Regions from separate parts of the Homo sapiens genome. Here region 2 is linked to region 1. A link is a loop called in an ENCODE intact Hi-C map of the cell type or tissue named here. Cell type or tissue: GM12878. All regions are shown on one strand. Each heading gives the region's core, and the rest is flanking DNA. Links, peaks and the distances in the headings are about the cores only.

Region 1 (8,537 bases), core at 204-8,203:
TTGCAGTGAGCCGAGATTGAGCCAATGCGCTCCAGCCTGGGCAACAGAGCGAGACTCCGTCTCAAAAAAAAAAAAAAAAAAAAGAAAGAAATAATCACCAAATCCGAAGATTGTGATTGCTAAAGTTATGATAAGTAAGAAAGGTAGTGGAACATATGCTATGTATAAGATGGATCACTGGATGATAAAAAATGTGTCTAGTATCTAATATAATTCTCTCCCAAACTTTCATAGGAGAGAAATAAATACTGTCTCTAGTAAACATAATCATTTAGGTCACTATAAAAATATTTTTTATTTGTTATAGGGATATTTCACTGGGATTTTTCATTGTCTGGATGAACTATCTCTTGAAACTAAAACTGACAAAAAGTTTTCAACTCATGCACCAGCATGGATAGTTGGTCGATGTTTCATGAAGAGCTGTGTTGAGAAGCGTTCTAAAGCCATTTTCAGAGTTAAAAAGTCATGATTAACTGTGTCCACAGTGGTTACAGAAGATAGTGGGTGTTTAGGGGAAGAAGAGAGGAACTGCATTTGCCACCTCTACTCAAATTATTTCCCTGAGCAAATTTTGCATTACTAATTTTGTTATCTAGGTACCTTGATACAGGGAGGGCAATTCAAAAGATGGATGACTGAAATTTTCAATTTACAAAAAATATACATTATTCTTCCATAAGTTTGGAAATTAACTGTCTTTTCTATGCATATTTTATTTTTCTATTTATTATAGAATATTAAATAATATTTTAACTAGTCACATCATTTTCAACTATTTTAATTCTATAACTAAACAAAAACAAATAATTCTACAAATAAATAATTCTGCCTAAATAATACTGCTGTATAGGATATGGCAAATAGACAAAAGGTAATATTGAAGATGATGGTTTAAAAAAGCAACTATTAGTTAAGAGAAGAATAACTTCGAATATTGATCTCAATAGACCTTACTACATTAACCATAAACTTAAATACCAAATTTATTCTGGTTTTTGTAATAAGTGACTGATTTTTCTATTTGTTGTACTGTTAATAAGATTTATCATATGTATTTTGTATAGTGTCATTAATCTAAAAGACAAACTATTAAAAGTATAAAAGAGAAATTATGTCTATTCAATTTTATCATCAAAGGAGTTAAAAAAGAAAACCCAAGAGTAACATTATTAGCTAAGTTAAATTGAGCAATTTCTTTCAGGATCTTAGATGTAAGCTTTTTTTTTTCTTTTCAATAATCAGAGAGAGGAAATCTCAAAAATTTTTTATTATCTAACATGATGGAAGAATGTGCAGTACTTTTAAGCCCCAAAACTTTTAAACATACGTGATAATTGAGTATGCTAACAAAACTTTAGTTTCCTGAAATATTTCCTAACAGTTTACCCATCTCATCTTTACACTAGTAAATTCCAGTCACTCCAGATTTTAAAATAAAATAAAATTATCACCAAGAGGCAAACATTTATAGTACTCATTACTTTGAAATTATGGTTAAATAAAGATGTAAAAATTAAGTTGGGAAAACAAAATCCTTTTAACCAAATTTCCTATCAAATTATCTGGAACAAAAACTCCCTTTTACTTCCATTAGTCTTAAAAGTCCTCTGCATTCACTTGGCCTCTGGGTACACAGTAACCTTTCTAAAGGTCTGCCCAAGGGATATTTTAGTCATTCTGTGATCTCCTTGAACACAAGTAATGACAAACAATAAGCTAATTCTCAAAAAGTTTTTTTTTGAGTCATTTTTACTACTTTTAAATGAGTGTGTCTGATGCATGATTTTGGGCCCCCTGATTAATGGTCACCGCCAGCCCAGCTTCTGGAGTTGTAATGTTTCCGTGAGCTTCCCTCCAGCAGAGCTCGACCATTAATCCAGTGGCATATGTCAGCTCAGCAGAGCAAGGTCACTCTTCTGTTTCAAGGGGAACCTTTTTAGAAATAATAAAACTGACAGAAAGTTCTTTTTTGCATGCTTTATGCCACCTGAGGTTGAGTGCTGCAGTTAATATCATAAAGCTTATAAACATTCCCATCCCAGGAAGCACCCACTGCTGCTGGTCTTAGGAATTTAAACACTTTTTTTCTTAGTAAGAACAGACATGTTTATGTGGGGGCAAATATATGGTATGTCATCCCAAATAGAGGAAGAATGGGTGGGAAAATAAAACAGTAAGTTCATGTTAGGAAGTTTGGAAGAGATGTTAGTGTCCTATAACTATTTTTATTGTCAATTACATTTATTTACCTTTTAGAAAACTGGGATTTGGTTAGATGAATACTTCAATCTCCTGAGGGGGTTAATAGCAGAGTTGAAATATAAGAGTAGTGGTAAAAAGAAACTCAGTTTATAATCACTCCTTGACCTATAATGTAATGTTCAATAATTGTAGAACATTTATCTTTGAAGGAACTGTATTTTTAAAGTTATAAACATTTGTTTTATTGGTAATGACTTTTTCATAATTGATAATTAAATACAGTGAGATAGTCATAATCTTAAAGTAATTTGAAATTTTTAGATGTCCTAACATACAAATCAAACAAAAGATAAAAGATGATTGCTATGTAATAACTTACAATATAAAGAAACTATAATCATAAGTATTACAAAATGTACATATTTAATATTTTATTACTTTTATTATTTATTTATTTATTTATTTATTGAGACAGGGTCTCTTGCTCCAGGGTTGCCAAGACTGGAGTGCGGTGATGTGATCATAGCTCACTGTAACCTTGAACTCCTAGGCTCCAGCAATCTCCTGCTTCAGCTTCTTGAGTAGCTGGGACTACACATGTGCACCACCATGCTCAGCTAACTTTTATTTTTTTTATTTTTTGTAGAGACAAAGTCTCACTATGTTGCCCAGGCTGGTCTTGAACTCCTGTCAAGCAATCCTCCCACTTCAGCCTCCCAAAGCATTGGGATTACAGGTGTGAGCCACCATGCCCAGCCACTCTTATTTAATTAAAAATAGCAGTAGCATAACTGTAACCACGTAAAGTATTCAGGGGAAAAAAAACCCCAGAAAATTCCAATTTGCTCTTTTTAACCAAATACTGAGACGAATGCCATATCACTATGTAGATTTTGATACAAGGTAAATTTGACTTGACTCTTACTCCAGGAGTTTAAGCTGTTAAAACTATAAAAAATATAATAAAGAAACTTAGTTATTTAATTGTATTCATTTTCCTTTTGTAGAGAAAATGTACCTGGAAGTGAAGCCAGTTAGCAACTTAGCTCAATCCTTTTAGGAAGACAATACATTGGTCAAGTATCACGTCTCTATGTCCAGGGTCACGCCCTCACCTCAACAAGTATGGGAACTTTATTTTTAAGCTTGCAGAAATATACAACTTCAAGGTGACTAATTCATAAACCAAACTGATAAGATATCAAAAATGGCAATACTAACCAAGCGAGCATTGATTTGCTGTGGGAAATTCATCTGCCAAGAAAAATGCATATTCATGTTGACTGATCAAAAAATTGTTTCCCCTGAAAGAAACCCTACACAGGACACCAGATCATTGCTGGAAGTTTGCTTGATTCATGTGGTGGTCAAAGTAAAGTCAATTAAGTGGTATTAAGACTAGAGACATGAAGTTCTTCTCCTAGCCTTAGGTACACATCTCACCTAAGAGAAGTCTGTCCAGCCAAAAGGGATTTTTGCTTCAGCTGTTTTGCATGATTTGCAGACACAGTGGCAAATTTCTACTCTCCCACCTATTTCTAGGCTGTCTGCAAAGCAACACCCTTTTGCTAATACTTTTTGTCTTTAAGGCAGATTACATTACAATGTGTGATTATTTTGATTCTAGGAATGGTTACTTTGTTTTGTTGTGGGTGTTACCCAGATCTTTATCAGTGACGCATTTACAAACTATCTTCTGGAGTAGACTACTTCTGCAGATGACTAATATTATCCATTAGTCATTTCACACTCATTATACATATATTGAGAAATCACTACTATGTTCTATACTATCAATGTTTTCAGTGGTGGCCAAAGTGTTATAAAAAGCACACGGAATCTGAAAGTCAGGTAGACCGAGTTCAATCCCTCTTGAATCCTCAACAAAAATCCCAGGGATGCAAATATGAGTCAGCTACATCCCCTGATCCTCTGTTCTTGATGGTGAATCTAGTTGGGAGCACATACTGAAAAACTGTGAGTTTAAACAACAACAACAACAACAACAAACAGAGAAATGTGGAACAAGCACAACGAAAATAGAAAGGAGGGAGAGACTTTTTTTCTTTTTTTTTTTGAGACGGAGTCTCGCTGTCGCCCAGGCTGGAGTGCAGTGGCGCTGTCTCGGCTCACTGCAAGCTCCGCCTCCCGGGTTCACGCCATTCTCCTGCCTCAGCCTCCCAAGTAGCTGGGATTACAGGTGCCCGCCACCAGAAGGAGAGATTATTAAATGGACATGTACTACCAGCTAGGAAGCATACATATGGTAATTTTCTTAATTCTCACATCAACCCTATGTGACATGCTTTAAGACTTTCCCTTTTCATGATTACCACAATGAGGCTCAACAGGCTTAAGAAAATGTTCAAAGTCCCCTGGTTAAGAAAGATCAAAGTAAGACATTCACACTCAGGTCTCTATGCCTTTAGTTCACGTTACCTACTGCTCTGCTAGACTGACCCTAATACACTACCCTGGGGTAACTGATGGAGGCTTTCTTGAGGAAGTGACAGTCCACCTATAAATTCGAATAGATAAGAATTCATGAGTTGGAAAAAAAGCACAGAGCATTTTAGGCTAAGAGAAGCACAGACAGAAATGTATGAGAGTGGTCAGATCATCAGGAACACGGGCCTCACTCCACCAACCAAACCAGAAGATCTGGTATTAGGGCCCAGACATAGGTATTTTTATAAAACACCCCAGATGATTTTAATATTAGGTTGGTGCAAAAGTAATCATGATTTTTGCTATTATTTTTAATATGCAGCCAGAAAGCATGGGTCAAGGGGGTCAAATAGATGTTTTACTTTTTAGTTTTCAAATGATTCCTAATAGAGGTCTAGTGGGTTGTGGCAGAGTTACATTTGGATGTGAGGAAGGAAAGAATAACAAAGACTGGAGAGTGTAGGTAAAGGCAGTCAAGTCAAATGTGGGGCTGGCAGCATGAAGGGATTGGTCAACTGGAAGTGGAGAAAGATCTAGAGTAATTGGAAGGAAGGAAACAACTAAAAACCTAATCCTCACTTCCAATTAGTACAAGCTCATGGACTATGTTATGAGCTGAATTGACTCCCACAAATTCGTATGTTTGAAGCCCTAACACCTTGTACCTCAGACCATGACTGTATTTGGATATAAAGCCTTTAAAGAGAAAATCAAGTAAAAAATGTGACCATTAGGGTAGGACCTAATCCGTTCCTACTGGTGTCCTTATAAGATGATGTTTGGACACACAGAGAGAGACATCAGGAGCACACAGACACAGATGAAGAGGCAATAAAAGGGCAGCCATCTACATGTCAAAAAGAAAGGCCCAGAACAGATCCTTCCTTGAAAGCTCTCTGTGAAACCCACCCTGCCAGCACCTTGATCTTGGGTTTCCAACCTCCAGAAGTGTGAGAAAGTGGATTCCTGTTGTTAAAGCTACTCAGACTCTGATATTTTGTTATGGCAGCTCTAGCAAACTAATACAGACTAAGTGAAGGAAGGAGGGGGACTTAGCCAGCTGTGGTGACAAATGGCTCTCTCTATCTATGCAAGAATCACTTCATCTACCAACAGAGATAGTTTAAAATCTTCTGCTATTAGTAATCAATTCTTAATGGAGGACATTTTTGTTTTCTACTAAGAAGCTAATATGAATGTCTTGTTTCTGAAAGTTCATCGAAATCTTTAACACTAGAAAGGAGGAGAAATGGATCAGTTTGGTAATGATAAATTTGGAAACGGATATGTAAAGCATGGACTTGATTCCATTATTGTAAAAACAAACAAACAAAAAAAAACACAGTTTTCAGGGATTTTGAAACTATTTATCTCCAAAGCAAGGCAAAGAAAGACTAAAGAGATAAGTGTGTGACTAAATTGATTTTTAACAAATCCAGCATCTTGGTAGTCAAGGTAGTGACCTTATAAAGCTTCCTATAAAATACAATATCCAAATTTCCAAACAAAGGGGAGGCTACACTTCTGTCATTTCTCTAGCTATTCATCTGATCTTTCTGAATATTATCTGAACACTTTTCAAGTATAGCTAATACATTTGGCCCCAAACATTTTGCTACCTGCTTGGGATAAAACTTGATTACAGATTCATATTCTGTAAAACGGAAAAGCTAAAATGTATTAGTGCTTTGTTTGGAGAGAAGTGGTCAAGGCTAAAAATTATTTAAAAGGTGCACTACGAATTAAAATAAAATCCAATGGAAAATTATATGTTTAAGAAAGAAGAAGAAGAAGCCTTTGCAAAGTGAGACATCAATTTAGGGGTGAATTTCTGGTGACTGTAAACAATGGAATGAGGCCATTTCTCCTTGGCATGCAAGCACCAACTGGAAGCAAGAATGGGACCGGACAGTGGAAACTTTCTGTCTGCCATCTTTAGACAGCATGTAGTAAGTTACCTATAAACATCCAAATGGATAAAGTAAGTACAAATATATCCCAAATTTAGAGTCTTCTCAACACCAAAGTCAACTGGGCCGTTCCTTTGTCTGAACCACAGTTATCCCTTGCCTGGTTTCTGCAATAGTCTGTTAACTGGTCTCACTCCCTTCAGTATATTTGAAACACAAAAGCCAAAATAAACCCACTAAACTGTAGGCCAGATTCTGTCACTTCTCAAACATCTTTCAACACTAGCTAAAATTATTTTAATGGCCTAGAACGCCTTCAGTGATCCAGCTCTTTGCGGCGGCTCTTCCCGCTATGCACTCTGCCCCACTGCTTCTCAAACACACCAGAGACAGTCCCATTTCAAGGCCTTTGCACTTGCTCTTCCCTCTGCCCAGAGTACAGTTTCCTTCACCAATCCCAAGACCAGCTCCTTCACTTTCTTCCAGTCCTTTTTCCAATGTCCCATTCTCACCAAGGCTTCTCTAGTTCTTCATATTTCAAATCCTTCTTTTCTGTTAATTTTTTTTTCTTCTTGGCACCTATCATTATCTAGCATACTGTATATATTACTTATTTATCCTATTTATTGTCTGTCATCTCCAGCAAATATGGTATCTTTTGTTCACCTTGGTATCGCCAGTGTATTGTCCATAATAAGCATTTAATAGACATTTGTTGCGTTGAAGGATAAATGAATGAACGAATGCATGGATTAGTGAATTAACTTTTAAGTCTTTTGAAAAGTAGAAAAAAGTGCTGCCAGGTTGGAAAACTTTAAAAATTCTTGATGTCCAGTCACATTTTATATTAGGTAAATAAGAATATTTGGGGATGGAACCCAATCATCAGTTTTTTTTTTAAAGCTCTTTAGTGATTCAAATATTCGGCCTAGGCTCCAAAAACCATCAACCTAGAGCATCATTTCCAAATTATAAAGTGCTCACAGAACTGCTGAGTATCTTGTTAAAATGTATGTTTTCATTTCGTAGGCCTGGGGGAGACTGGAAAATGCACATGGCTAACAAGCTCCTGGAATGCCCGTGCTGTTGCTCTATAGGACCACAGTGAGTAGCAAGTTCTTAGATTCAAGTCAGCCTTGATGAACCTTGAGATACATTTTAACATGTTCTAGACTTCATTTTCTCCTGACTTGTCTTATTTGGTTTTATGTTTGCATTATAGTTTATCAAAAATACTTTTTAAAATGCTATAAATGCTACATAAACACAAAAATGAAGACAACCTTTTGAGATATCTGGTTTTTTGTTTTGTTTTGTTTTTGGAGCGGACGGAGGTAATAACTAGAAGTTAAAATAAATATTTACTTATAGCCACCGTTTTTTAAAGGGGAAAAGAGTAAATCTAACATATTACCTACATTTTATATCATGTATTTTATTCCAGAAAACTCTGTTTGAAAAGGCAAACATTCAACAAAAATTGTACCCCAGATGAAGAAGTAATAGAGAGTAGGAGGAGAGAGACACAGGCTTAGAAGCAGAAAAACTGTGCCATAAATCCCAAATCTTTTAACTTGTGGAAAATTTTTGCATCTACAGGGCTTTTTTCTTCTTTGTAAATTGGAGATAAAAATAATGTCTACCTCCTGGGGTTTTGAGAAGATTAAACATAATAATGGACATGAGCACCTTGGACAAGTACCTGGCCTCAAGTAAGCACCAGTGCATATAAATACTTATTCTCTTTCTTATACCTGGTTAGATAAGAGTTAAAAATGTATCCTAGCAGTCTTGATACAAAAAAACAGTGAAGAAAGCTCTTTAATGGTACAACTATGTGTCATCCTTGTCTAGGAGCATAAATTTGCACAGCAGGCAGTGCAGTGAAAACAGCTCATAATCAACTCATCACCTCTCATCATTGCTAGGATCAAATGCAAATGGGAAAGAATGCCACTTCAGTCATTGCTAGTG
Region 2 (8,262 bases), core at 263-8,262, 57 kb after region 1:
CAGGCCTCTCTGCAGAGCTTCAGACTCACATATCCAACTATGTATTTAAAACAATTTTTTTGTTGTTTTATCCATCACCTTATTTATTTATTTATTTATTTTTTAAATTTTTTTTATTACACTTTAAGTTTTAGGGTACATGTGCACATTGTGCAGGTTAGTTACATATGTATACATGTGCCATGCTGGTGCGCTGCATTAGGTATATCTCCCAATGCTATCCCTCCCCCCTCCCCCCACCCCGCAACAGTCCCCAGAGTGTGATATTCCCCTTCCTGTGTCCATGTGATCTCATTGTTCAATTCCCACCTATGAGTGAGAATATGCGGTGTTTGGTTTTTTGTTCTTGCGATAGTTTACTGAGAATGATGATTTCCAATTTCATCCATGTCCCTACAAAGGACATGAACTCATCATTTTTTATGGCTGCATAGTATTCCATGGTGTATATGTGCCATATTTTCTTAATCCAGTCTATCATTGTTGGACATTTGGGTTGGTTCCAAGTCTTTGCTATTGTGAATAATGCCGCAATAAACATACGTGTGCATGTGTCTTTATAGCAGCATGATTTATAGTCCTTTGGGTATATACCCAGTAATGGGATGGCTGGGTCAAATGGTATTTCTAGTTCTAGATCCCTGAGGAATCGGCACACTGACTTCCACAATGGTTGAACTAGTTTACAGTCCCACCAACAGTGTAAAAGTGTTCCTATTTCTCCACATCCTCTCCAGCACCTGTTGTTTCCTGACTTTTTAATGATCGCCATTCTAACTGGTGTGAGATGGTATCTCATTGTGGTTTTGATTTGCATTTCTCTGATGGCCAGTGATGATGAGCATTTTTTCATGTGTTTTTTGGCTGCATAAATGTCTTCTTTTGAGAAGTATCTGTTCATGTCCTTTGCCCACTAAGCACAGTCAGAACTGACCTCTAGAACTATGCTCCAAATATGATGCTCATCCCATCTTCTTCAACTCAGTGAAGGCCATCTTCATCCACCCAAGTGCACATTCCATAACTAAGAGTTTCATCTATTCTATCTTCAAAATGTATCTTGAATGTCCATAACTAAGAGTTTCGTCTATTCTATCTCCAAAATGTATCTTGAATGTTTCTTTTTCTCCATCTCTATTGTTACCAATCTAGTTTAATTTTCTTTCATTGAAACTACTGTCAAGTCTCTAATTGGTTTTCTTTTCACTTTTGTCTTTGTAATTTAGAGTCTTCTTTGAAAGATATAAATTTCCATCAAAATGGTAATTATATGTTAATGTAAATGTAATTTTTCATATGTATATATTTAACATGTATATACTATGTATTTCATATATTTGTGTCTATAAACAGAAATATCTTTTAGTTCATTTTGCTCACTCTTCCTTAAGTAATACAAAAATTTTGTTAGAAGTGCTTGGTTAAATATATCTCATTTTCAGACACTTTGCTTGAATATTAATATTAGAGAATACTTTTTAGAAGATAGCATCAATGAATTATTGAACTGGATTAGTCCTACGATCATATTTTATGAGCTAGGATGGAAATTATTAGACATCTAGTCTACCAGGCTATATAAAAAATGAGAAAACTCAGAGAAGTTAAGTGGCTTACTCAAGGAAAGATAATTTATTAATAATAGAGTTGGGATGGAAATCAAGTATTCTGACTTTTAATCCAATGTTCTTTCTTACAAGATCTTTAAATGCCAGCATAATTACTAGTTATCTAGTATTGACAGCCAAATTAAGACCAACCAAATTCAGGGAATTTATTTGGAGGTTAAATATGGCTTTCCAAAACAGAGGATAAGTATCAGGTACTTTCAGATTTATAGGCCTATCCTCTTAAATATACATAATTAAGAAGGAAATATATAAATATATGTGTGTGTACGTATGTATATACCTACATATATTTGCTGGAAAGGCATTTAAAGCTTTTAAATCTCTCTTGATTTTATCACTTCCTTTTAAAGAAGGAAAATTTAGGCTTATGGAGACTAACAAAATCCAGATTGCGTTATCTGTCTGAATTATGTTCTCTTTACTCCACTAATGAAAAGATAGCTGAATAACACGTCAGACTTGAATGAAGTAAAAAACAAAACAAAACAAAGCAGAAAACCCTTTGTTTTTGCTCTTCTTCTTAATTTCTGATTTGGAAAAATTTTCCTCTCTAGTGTCATATTTAACAAATATTCAAATAACAAATCCTAATAACCTGATGTCTATCTCACATAATTTCTTCAACAGGAGAAATGGAGTTTTTCAAAAATTAATATTTTGGTTTATTTTTAAAGAAAACTGTAATGGAAACCGAAACTTCAAGTAGTTTCATATGTATCACATTGACAGTTTTCTCTAAGTTTTCCGGTCTTATGACTCGTTGTTTCATTATTAAAACTGTGCCAGTGTATGCATAGGGCTTAGAAATTTTTTAATGCTCCCATGTATTAAGTGAAAAACCAGAATGTAAATTTGTATAAAAAGTACAAACACCATTATATGTGGCCTTTTTCTATCTTTATATATTCTACTCTTCTTAGTTTTCTACAGTGAAGATGTGTTAGTTTTGTAATTAGCATAATTGGGAGAATTTTTTTTTCTTTTAAGACACAGGGTCTTGGTCTTGCTCTGTCCACCAAGCTGGAGGCTGGCGTGCATTTGCATGATAAGAACTTACTGTAGCTTTGAACTCCTGAGCTCAGGAGGTCCTCCCATCTTAGCCTCCCAAAGCCCTGGGACTACAGGCACGCACCATCATGCCCGGTAATTTATTTTATTTTATTTTTTGTAGAGATGAAGTCTCACTATGTTGCCCAGGCTTGTCTTGAACTCCTGGCTTTAACCAATCCTCCTGCTTCAGCCTCCCAAAGTGCTGGAATTACAGGCGTGAGCCATCACATGTGGGAAGAAATTCTATAAACAACTACAAAATGTATTTAGAAGGCAGATTTCAATAATCCAATCTATCCTTGCTAAGGACAGAAGTATTCAATTTTTTCTACTGGTAATTTGTTCTTAGCCACTTGAATGGGAAGGTGCTTAGAGACAGGAAGAAGAGAGCTACTTTCATGGTAAAACAAAATAAAGAAGAGGTTTTAAATGTTGAATTATTAAACCCCTAAATCTATATCTTCATTTCCTCCTATATAAAAGTGACTAGTCTCTATTCATGACCTAAAACATATTCTAAAAAGATAATTTTTAAGGTCACAATGATCAATAAACATTTAGAAACTCAATGGACAGTAATAAAACCAATGGGATTATGAACTAGAATTGATCAATGCAAACACATGAAAACAAATACATTTCACTTCAGAGGTTTATTTTATTGCTTTCTTGGAAATACAATTAATTAAAAAGACAATTTAAGATAATTTATGCAAATGAAATATTGATTGAAGAAATAATTACAGTTGGTGGGAAAATTGCCATGTTGACATTAGATATTCGTATATCATTATAATTTTAAAAATTATTATTTTTCAGTGATAGAAACTGAACTTAAACTAAGATTGGAAAAACACAATAAAGCTAGGCAAAATTTTAAGTCATCAAATAAATGAGTAATTGAATGAATTAGTTAATAAAATCAAATATATTCTCCTGGAAGGCTTATAAGACATTTATTTATTCATTTATCAGATGAGGACCTAATTTATTACTGAGGACCTAATCTACGGGAGGTGCAAAGAAGAATGAAATATTGTGTCTGCCTGTGATGCACATTGCTTAATATGAATACTAAGAAAAATAGTCATCTGTTTCTGTTCCTGTCCCCCTCACTGCAAGGTGATTTCTTTGGGGTTCTAGTACTGTTTTACACATATCACTTCCTAGAGTCAGTATGGTCAATAAATACATTCAATCTCAACAGCAGGCCAAAAATACATCTGGAGGAAAAAGTAGATGTGTCATATGAGAACTACAAATAAAATTCAATGATTATTCACAGGAGAAAGATTGCATAAGGTGAGAGTAGGGAGAAGAAATGTGCTTGGCTAGAGGATTAGCAGGTATTTAAGAAGCTAAGCAGTATAATTTAGGTTATCTAACAAAGCCATTTATGTAATAGTCTTATTCCACTGTAAAAACACTAAAACCCTTTCAAGTCCTAACATGATATTCTAGCTCCTCCTTCCTCTCAAGCAGATTTTGATGTGCATAATTCTGGTTTTGGAATAACATGCCCTCTGAGAACACAGTAAAAAAAGAAAGGAGTCTTTCAGAAGCCACACAGGCCCAATTTTCCATAGTATAATGAAGTCGCAATGTCACTGCCATTTCTCCACTTCTGCAGGGGAAGCCAAGACTGCTTTTTGCTCACTGACCTATAGCTTTGGGTCAGTCTTTGAATGTGGACACACTGCCAAGCTAGCTGGGAGTTGCCAGGATTACACAAACCAGCATTGCAAATGGGGGTTGTGTTGATTTAAGAGAAAAGGCCACAGAAGCCACATCTTTCTTACTTCCTGCGTAATATCCTCTGCTCTGAAATTTTGAAGAAGTTTCTAGAACTACTCATAAGAACATTTCTGTTTCTGGGTACACCTCCTAGCTGACCAAAAATTATGAACAATAGGAAATTTAAGAGCCAGTATGCAAATTAATTAATTTTTATTAAGTATCTATTGGATTCTTAGCAAGAAGAGGAGCTATGAATGGAAAATTACACAGTAAAAAAACATTTTTATCTAATATTTATTTCATATACACAAGAAATGTTAAGAAAACCTAGAGTAAGAACCTGCCCTTGTGTGCCGACTAATGATTGTTCTGCTTTGAAAATCTGCTTTGTGACTGGCCATGTGAACTTGAGTGAGCCACTTCTCCTCTCTGCACTTCAGCCCTTCATCTTTAAATTGAAGGATTGGATCACAGGAATTCATTGTTCCTCAAATATCCTTGGGGACATTTGACTACATAAGTATCTTCTTTTGTTACTTTACATAAATTCTTGAGCCTTAGAAAAATATCAAGGAAAAAGTGAGAATGACCTACTGTTAATCACAGATTATCAGAGTCTAAAGAAATATTCTCTACTCCAACATTTTACTTCAAAAATGTGGAAACGGAAATGCAGAAATACGAATTAAGTGGCCTAAGAGCACAGTCCGTGGTAGAGCCAAGTCCTGCAATCTAGTTCTCTTGCTTCTGTTTCTAATTAAGGAATTTCATAATCCTCCCAAATGTATAGCTTTATTTTCATCTGAAAGTCCTGTTAGTATTTACTGAGGTTCATTTGTTTGTTTCCCACAGCTTTTTGATATTTAACTAGTCATTAAAAACTCAGATAGCATGAGAAATAGCAAGGGCAGATCTCAATAATTTTCTTTTAGGGAACAGAAGTAATATTTAAATCATAACTTTCCATCACCTCTTCCTCCTACCTAGCACAACTTAGACATCTCTTAGACAAAAAAATACATATAGTTGAAAAGAAAACTATTATAAAAACTTAGATGTTAATAACATGTTAATAATATTGGGGAAGAGAGAGCTATAAATAAAGATATCAAAACTTTTGTATTCATACCTACATAAAGAAACATGATTTACTAAGAGTAGTTATTTCTCACAAAATTACAGTTACATTTTGGGAAGCAATGGTCAAATAAGTTGCAAACATTAGCTTGTAGTGTTCTGAAGCCATCTAGAACAAGAACTACAAATAGGACTTATAGTTGTTTCATATCAATAATGCTATAATACTTGTTGATGTATGTGAATATCCTGGAAATTTGCCTGACCTTCTAAAACATGTCCTTTCCATGAACTTCTGTTTAGCAATATCTCAACAAGGAAAGGAAGGCAGTTGATGTGATTTTAATATCATAAGGGAGAGCTGGCACACAGAGATACTTTTTAAAAAATGGTTTTACTATATTTCATTCTATGGACTATAATCCAATTAATTACTTGATTTCCTTTTATGGCATACTCATGCTGTTTCCAAGTTCTCTTTTTTAGCAATGCTATAATGATGTACACTTCTCCCAGAAACATGGGATAACACCTATTTCCCCCAAAATCAGACGACATGCTTTTTAACATTATAAATTTTTTCCTATCTCAGGAAAAATTGCTAAATTTTAGGGAAAATTTTTTATATAACAACCTTTCCTTCTTTGAAGGAAATGCTTTATGTTCCTTTTAGTTCAGAAAACCACTCAGTAAGGACAAGCCTCTATTTATGTTCTTTAGAAACACTTCCATGTGGCAGCTGAAAACAGAAGTAATAAAGAACTATAGAAAACAGTGCTTGTGGCATTAAAATGAGTGGAAAAGAGATGGGAAATCCACTTAAATAGTTACATCTGGGAAGAAATGTCTCACCAGTTCATCAACAGTGGTCTCAACATGTCTTTGATAGTGAAATGGACTCCAACATTCAGAGGTCACCTTAGAAATTAGAAAAGGAAATAGAGACAACTAATGTTAACATTCTTTAAAAAACAAAACAAAAAAACTCCACAAAGCTACCAAACTAATTGGGAAAGGATTCGCTGTCTTAATTAGAAATAATTATCTTGTTATCAAAGTACACTGATTAATGTTTCATCAGTGACTTCATCTGCATATATACACATATATAGACAAATATGGAATATGTGTATGTATACATAGTATATACACATTATATATCCATATATGTGTGTGTGATATGTGTATGTGTCTATGTGTATTAGATTCACTCCTCAGCCCTCACATAGAGCAATTCCAATCCATGATCTCACATTTAGAAGGGTTGGTGGAAAGGGGGGATCCCGAATGTTTTATGAAGCAGCCCACTCTAATCCCTTAGTGCTCTACATTATTAGGTACACAATGGACATCCATTTTAGATACTCTAATTGAGTTTAAACTCAAGCCAAATACACATTTGGATTAATATCTCAAGTCATAGTGTGGGATGTCTTTTATTACATTTGGTACCTGTCAGTGTAACCTTCTAACTGTCAGCTTCTACTCCTTTTGAAAACTTTATGTACCTGATATCAAACAATTTCTACCTAGGGCACTTCAGGACTGCAGCAAAGGGCATTTGATGGAGTCTATAACAGGTAATAAAATGGTGCTGTGGTCTGAATATTTGTGTTGCCCCCAAATTAATATGTTGGAATGTAATACACAATATGATAGTGTATTAGTCCATTTTCACATTGCTGTGAAGAAATACCTAAGACTGGGTAATTTACAAAGAAAAGAAGTGCAATTTGCACACAGTTCTACAGGCTGTACAAGAAACATAGTGGCTTCTGCTGTAGGGGAGGCCTCAGGAAGCCTCCAGTCATGGTGGAAGGCAAAGGGGGAGCAGGTTTTCTTACATTTCAGGAGCAAGAGCAAAAGAATGAAGGCGGAGGGGCTACACACTTGTAAACAACCAGATCTCATGAGAACTCACTTACTGTCATGAGAACAGCTCCAATGGGTTAATGCTAAACCATTCATGAGAAATCCAATCCCATGATCTAATCACCTCCTACCAGGCCCCACCTACAACACCAGGAACCACAGTTCAACAGGAGATTTGGGCAGGAACACTTACACAAATTATATCAGATTGTATTAAGAGGTGGGGCTTTTGCGGAAGTAACTAAGTCATGAGGGCCCTCATGAATGGAATTAGAGCCCTTATAAAAGTGGTTGAGGGGAGCTGCCTTGCTCCCTTTTTGAAGCAGACACTGAATCTGCTGGTGCCTTGTCTTGGACTTCTCAGCCTCTAGAGCTGTGGGAAATATGTTTCTGTTTTTACAAATTACCCAGCCTAAGGTACTTTGCTATAGCTGCCTGAAAGAACTAAGACAAAGGTGATTTCAAATTTTATTCTGAGGAGAGTCTGCAATGAGATTAAGAGGAATTTAGAGACAGGGAAATATGAATATTCATTAAACATCTTGAGGGAGTATGCTCCTTTATTTAAATATTTATGACAATCGCAAGAAGTTTTATTGTCACTATTTTACACATAAGGAAATTGAAGCACAGAGAGTTTAAGCAACAAGTTTAAAGTCCAGTGTTTTTACTCATATAAATGTAAGGCAAGTTTGGTTTCCATAAAGTCTAAACCCCAGCAGAATTCTGGAGTTCTAGCACACAAAATATAGCCAAAGAGCAAGAGGTTTGAAGCAGAAAACTGACAAAGTAGCTGAAGTGACTGCAACAAGTACTAAGTGGTTGGATTTTATTTTTGACACAGTATATAAGAGTGCATTTACTAGCCATTTTCTGGGCTGCGAAATTCCTTTTT

What was found. A loop is a pair of places that touch in the nucleus more often than their neighbours do. Peaks named below come from ENCODE experiments on the same cell type or tissue, not always from the same donor. Only the 100,000 strongest peaks of a DNase experiment are listed, where the experiment ranks them.
Region 2: a loop joins it to region 1, with 2.3 times the contacts of the local background. A loop is called at or near these places in 14 of 110 quality-filtered maps.

Annotation. Positions count from the first base shown.
Region 1 is chr21:14,530,254-14,538,790 of GRCh38, forward strand. All of the region lies in intron 1 of SAMSN1 (SAM domain, SH3 domain and nuclear localization signals 1), which reads right to left. LOC124905053 (a long non-coding RNA gene) reads left to right here. Exons shown (of 3, transcript XR_007067925.1): 2 at 7,593-7,667; 3 at 8,163-8,275. Among named protein-coding and RNA genes, the nearest start is that of SAMSN1, 12 kb to the right of the region's middle. RefSeq lists enhancers at 3,338-4,537, 3,412-3,511. In GM12878, for the core only: no CTCF peak of the experiment used is centred there; a DNase peak (open chromatin) is centred at 3,851; H3K4me3 peaks cover 2,722 bases; H3K27ac peaks cover 3,585 bases.
Region 2 is chr21:14,587,666-14,595,927 of GRCh38, forward strand. SAMSN1-AS1 (SAMSN1 antisense RNA 1) reads left to right here. Exons shown (of 5, transcript NR_046512.2): 3 at 3,657-3,803; 4 at 7,029-7,075. It also overlaps a transcript of SAMSN1 not described here. Among named protein-coding and RNA genes, the nearest start is that of SAMSN1-AS1, 9.6 kb to the left of the region's middle. In GM12878, for the core only: no CTCF peak of the experiment used is centred there; no DNase peak of the experiment used is centred there; H3K27ac peaks cover 1,227 bases.